Linked DNA regions of Homo sapiens: region 2 is linked to region 1. The links are chromatin loops, found by intact Hi-C in ENCODE. Cell type or tissue: heart right ventricle. All regions are shown on one strand. Each heading gives the region's core, and the rest is flanking DNA. Links, peaks and the distances in the headings are about the cores only.

The links. A loop is a pair of places that touch in the nucleus more often than their neighbours do. Peaks named below come from ENCODE experiments on the same cell type or tissue, not always from the same donor. Only the 100,000 strongest peaks of a DNase experiment are listed, where the experiment ranks them.
Region 2: a loop joins it to region 1, with 1.8 times the contacts of the local background. A loop is called at or near these places in 7 of 110 quality-filtered maps.

What each region holds. Positions count from the first base shown.
Region 1 is chr12:8,779,346-8,782,265 of GRCh38, reverse strand. The region is part of intron 1 of A2ML1-AS1 (A2ML1 antisense RNA 1); the gene reads left to right. It also overlaps a transcript of RIMKLB not described here. Among named protein-coding and RNA genes, the nearest start is that of LINC02972, 7.4 kb to the left of the region's middle. In heart right ventricle, for the core only: a CTCF peak has its summit at 1,689; no DNase peak of the experiment used is centred there.
Region 2 is chr12:8,708,119-8,711,038 of GRCh38, reverse strand. All of the region lies in intron 1 of RIMKLB (ribosomal modification protein rimK like family member B), which reads right to left. Among named protein-coding and RNA genes, the nearest start is that of RIMKLB, 12 kb to the right of the region's middle. In heart right ventricle, for the core only: no CTCF peak of the experiment used is centred there; a DNase peak (open chromatin) is centred at 1,441; H3K4me3 peaks cover 895 bases; H3K27ac peaks cover 1,821 bases.

The DNA.
Region 1 (2,920 bases), core at 198-2,697:
CAAAATTATTGTGCCAATATGCCTAGACAAACAAAATTCAAGTTAAATGCTCTCTTGTGTTCCAGGTTAACTTAACAATAAATTACAGAAAAAAACAATTTTTGATTCAGATTAAAACTCAAGTTTATCATTTTCTTTCAGTTCTAAAGCATTAAAATTTTTATATAGTAATCAAAATTACTGTTCTGTCACCCAGGCTCAAGTACAGTAGAGAAAGAGTGAGACCCTGTCTCAAGGAAAAAAGGAAAAAAAAAAAAAGCTGAAATAAGATAAGAACCATATGCCTTTCATTTCTGTCCAACTGATCATACACAGCTTGGTTGCCAGAAACAACAGATACTATAGTTAAATAAGTAGTTGGGTGAATAAACAGGTCTGCATCTTATAAATTTAATTGACATTTACATTCTATAAATTTAATTGAAATTTACATTCTTTAATTCTAGAGAACTTCAAAGTATCATTTAATTTCTATTCAGTCTAGTCAAATTCTAATGAAGAATGCAAATGAAAAGTGGGGAGAGAGGGAGGAAGAGAAAGACAGACATGCACACTCTCTTAGGAAAAACAGGCAGGCAGAGATGGAAAATGGCAACATCGGATAATTAAAATTCAGGACTGAATGTGAGAAAAAGCAGCTTACAAACAGACTTGGATAAGGGAGAGGCACAAAGACAGGGAGAGATAGAGGAACAGGGGAAAAGCCCAGCCAGATAAGCAAGAGAGAAAGGTGAACAGGCAGGGTGGAACTGATGGCAGAGTGGAACATGGCACAGTGACAAAGAAATGGGTCTTGACCTAGATAGCCAGCTGGAAGAGATCACGCCACCCTCAGTAATTTTTTTTCCAATTATACTCTTTGTTATCTCCCAAAGCTCCCACTAAAAAGGGAAGAATCTTTTAGTTTTGATTTTTATTTATTTGAGATGGAGTTTTGTTCTTGTTGCCCAGGCTGGAGTGCAGTGACTTGATCTCCACTCACTGCAACCTCTGCCTCCTGGGTTTCAAGCGATTCTCCTGCCTCAGCCTCCCGCGTAGCTGGGATTACAAGTGCCCGCCACCACGTCCAGCTTATTTTTGTATTTTTAGTAGAGATGGGGTTTCTCCATGTTTGCCAGGCTAGTTTTGAACTCCTGACCTCAGGTGATCCACTCTCCTCAGTCTCCCAAAGTGTTAGGATTACAGGCGTGAGCCACAGTACGTGGCCAGAACCTTTTATTTGTATAAAATGATTAACAATGCATATTTTATTTATCTTGCAAATTAAAAACATTCAGATTTACTGTCCACATAATTTTGCCATAATTAAAGGTCACATATACCAACATGCTGAGGAGAAAAATCCTAATTTTACATACTATTAGTTATTATTCAAAGTAAAGAATGACAGTTTACCAGTGAGGTCAAATTCAACGTTAAGGCAAGGACCTACAGGCATTTATGATTACATGCCATAGTACCAATCATATAATTTATATAACATTGCTATCAGACTAAAAACACATTCTTAGTTAAAGATAACTTACCATTTAGAGTCAAAATGCAGGAATCTTAGTCCTGTTTCCATTTTTGTCCCCCTTGCTTCACTTGGTATGTCATGCTCTATCTCTTCTCCTATGCAGACTTTAAGTCAGTAGCCATCAATCTGAAGAATTCCTTCCTCTGCTGCCACCTACCAGTTTAGTTGTCTGCTGCAGCAGAAGGGTATATAGAAAAAGTTCTTGCTTACCATTCAGATTAAATAAGAAAAAATTCCTTTGTTTAACATTTCGTATTTTTGCACATACACCAACTTTTTAATGTTTCTCCAAGACCTTCCCTCCAAAAATAAAAAACAAAAATCTCAATCACATAAAATCAAACACTGTATGATCCATGTTCATGCTAAGCTGGGAAAATTTCCAAAAAAAGTAGAAAGAAAGTGGTAAGATTTAGCCACTCAGCAGCTGCCACCTCAAGAAGCCATTTTCTTGTCTGTTTCCTTCTTTACCTACCCCTACAACCTATGAACAAATACCATAACTTAAAAATTTAGGTAGTCTACAACTCCTACAAATTTTAAGTTCAGAGACTACCCAAAGAACTGTGGAAGATGCAGCAATATAAAAGTTTTTTAAAGTAATTCTAGAAACTAAGGGTGTTAGGTGCTTTACCTGCTTGAGTTTTCAATGTTCTGGACTGCTTATTGCCCAATGGCTCTGAATACATTAAAACACGAACACATACGCCACCTACATTTAAAATAGGGTAGCATTTGTATGCCCATATAAGCAGTGGGTATATTTTTTGCAAAAGAGTAATAAATTCATTAAGTCTTTTAAAAAGGACTGACCATAGATGCACATTTCCTCAAACTGTATACATACATACATAAAAGAATTAGGGGAAAAGGGGAGACAGAATGACAAATGTAATAGCAGTTGTAGAACTGGGCATCAACACAGCATAAACGTCTTCTGTTTGTTCAAATCCTGAGATTCATTTCTATTCCCATTCTTTTTGTCATCTAGGTCTATGTTTCAAATTTATTCTACATTAGCTATTAAGGGACAGTCTCCAGTAAATGAACTAGAAATAGCAGTAATGGCTTGTTTTTGTTCCACCCTCCCACTGCCTTCATCAAGATAAAAATATGTAGTTTTGCCAACTTTAAAAAAATCAGGAAATAAAACAAATACTGACATAAGCACCAAAGACTAGTCAACAGTGGCACTGAAGTGACATTGCTTCTACTTTCTCATTCCTTCCCCCGATCTCAAACCCCACCCTTTGACCTCTGTATATGGGATGAGCCTGAGCAGGAGAGTTGGTGATGTCAGGACTGCGCCGTTCCCACGGATGCTCCTAGAGGCCTGCTGTGCTTCTGGGAACTGAGGCACAGGGATGTCTGTCTGACTGAAACCTAAAACAACAACAGTTC
Region 2 (2,920 bases), core at 142-2,641, 71 kb after region 1:
GCCCAAAATGATGGAATTATAGGCGTGAGCCAACAGGCCCGGTCTCTAATTTTTTTTTTTTTTTTTTTTTTTTGGTAAAGATGTGGTCTCACTACGTTGCCCAGACTGATCTCAAACTCCTGGCCTCAACCAATCCTCCCACTTTGGCCTCCCAAAGTGCTGGGGTTATGGCTGTGAGCCACCATGCCTTGCCAATCAATGATTAATTTCATTGCACAGTGGGTCTTCACCTGAGTGTGGCAGTTGCTGCCCCAATAGCAGTCAGGATGGAATGTTATAGTCACTAGCAATTGGGAAGCAGAAATGTTCCGCTGCTGATACATCAGTAGTCAGAAATTACATGGGCTACAACAGTGTTCCCGATGATTCTGAAATCAGAAAATAATATTCCCCTCTGAAGAGCCACAAAGCCTTCAGTCAACATGTTTTTCTAGGCCAGGCATGATGGCTCCTGCCTGTAATCCCAGAACTTTGGAAGGCCAAGGTGGGCGGATCACTTGGTCAGGAGTTTGAGACCAGCCTGGCCAATATGGCAAAACCCTGTCTTTACTAAAAATACAAAAATGAGCCAGGTGTGGCAGTACATGCCTGTAATCCCAGCTACTCGGGAGGCTGAGGCAGGATAATCGCTTGAACCCAGGAGGCGGAGGTTGTAGTGAGTGGAGATCGTGCCACTGCTCTCCAGCCTGGGTGACAGAGCGAAACTCCATCAAAAAAAAAAAAAAAAAAAAGAAGGAAACAAACAAACAAACAAACAAAACTGGCGGGGAGCGGTAGTTCATTTTGGGAGGCTGAGGTGGGCAGATCACTTGAGGTCAGGAGTTCAAGACCAGCCTGGCTGACATGATTAAGACTCCATCTCTACTAAAAATACAAAAAAAAAAAATAGCCGGGTGTGTTGGTGCATGCTTGTAAACCCAGCTACTCAGGTGGCGGAGGCAGGAGAATCACTTGAATCTGGGAAGTCGAAACTGCAGTGACCCCAGATGATGCCACTGGACTCCAGCCTGGAAAACAGCAAGACTCCATCTCAAAACAAAACAAAACAAAAACCACATTTTTCTACATTAAATCTCTGATTACCAGGTACAGTAGTCCCTCCATATCCACAAGGGATAATTCCAAGACCCCCAGTGGATGCCTGAAACTGCAGATAGTACATATACTATGTTTTTTCCTAAACATACATATCTATGATAATTTGCATATTAGGCACAGTAAGATGTTAGCAATAAAATAGAACAATTATAACAATATACTATGATAAAAGTTATATGAATGCGGTGTCTCTCCCACTCTCAAAATATCCTGTTGTACTGTGTCAGGGCGTAACTGAAACCACAGAAAGTGAAACCAGGGAAAGTGAAACCTGTCCAGTGGTACACTGCCATTCCCACAGGAGGACATGCGGCTAGCCTTCCTCGGTGCCCAAGCGATGGGGCCTCCCCAAGGGCTGCTGCAGCAACAGCTGCTTGCCTTCTTAGGGGTGCTCCAACTGGATTCACATCTGAGATGCCAGAAGTGTTGGGTGAAGACTTCAATCCCAAAGGTAGAGGCTCCAGGCGTGCCTGCCTGCTTCTGCCCCTCAATGGTTCTCTCCTAGCCTTGGGCACAGCTGTTTCCTCTTAACAGAATTTCAAAACATCTACTTTTCTATTTTTCCCATCTGCTAACATAAAGAAAAAAGAAAAACAGGAAAAAACAGAAATGCTGACAAGTCAAAAGGATTCCAGTAAATCTAAATAGTACAGGAGCTCAAAAGTGCACCAATAAAATGACAGTCCTGCTAATGATCCAGAATCTTAAAATTCAGACAATATTCACTATTTTAAAAGACAGTAGAGTCCTCTATAAAATAAAATGGCAAACTTTTTTCCTAGTAGTTTAAAGGAGTAAACTTGGTTACCCAATAAGATAACTGTAAGAAAATATTCTCCAGTAGCGAAACATAAACGCAGCAATTGCAAATGTCCACATATAGTATAGATGAGTACCGTATAGTATTTCCTCTCTTAGAATGTAAGCTCAGGTCAACCAATCCCATCCTCTCTTTATTTCCTCCAGTGCATCAAGAAAAACAATGTATAAATATCAGATGCTGAATAAATACTACTGACAAAAGTACCTTTTTTGAAATAAAGAGAAATTCTACAAAGAGAGTTTATTTTTGAGAGTTTTCCCACACAAACTTCTGGATCAGCATACCAATAAAAAACAGCACTGCATCTTGGAATACTCAGGCAAAACTGAGTATATGGGAATCTTAAAGTGCTTCATTCATCTTCTGAAATAGGAAATAAGCAGACATTTGTTTCACTGCTTAAGATTTCCTAAATTTTTTCTAAGGTAATAGTTTAGAAAGTACCACTTTGTTTCTCCCAACTTTTAGTTCCCTTATTAGACCAACCCGAGGAATAATTTTTCTACTTTAAAAGTTTTTCAAGTCAACATCCTGGGATCTAAAACTTAGTGTTGTTTCTTACTGGATCAAATTTCCTTAATAAACAAAGGAAAAGTTCAATGTTTAGAGTCAAAATCTCAAAATACATTACAAATATTTAAAGCTTCCAAAAGGATGTGTCAACCTATTCTGTACAGAGGACAAATGAGAGCATAAAAGATTTCTATTACATCACAGAATAAAAGAAAAAAAGTTAAAATGAAAGTCATTTCTCTCCCTCTCATCTTTCTTGTGAGGACCCTTCCCAAAGGTATTTATTCTAGTACAGAAAAAGCAAAAAATCACAATCTACCATCTGAAGATATTAAGGTACCTCTTACTAAGAAAATCCATTAACATATGAGCTCAAAATCCCAAATACTGAAGAAAAATAAAGCTAAAGGAAAAAAATACACTAATATAAAATAGAATATGTATAAAACTCTAACACACAATAGAATCTGTATAGAACTCTACTGT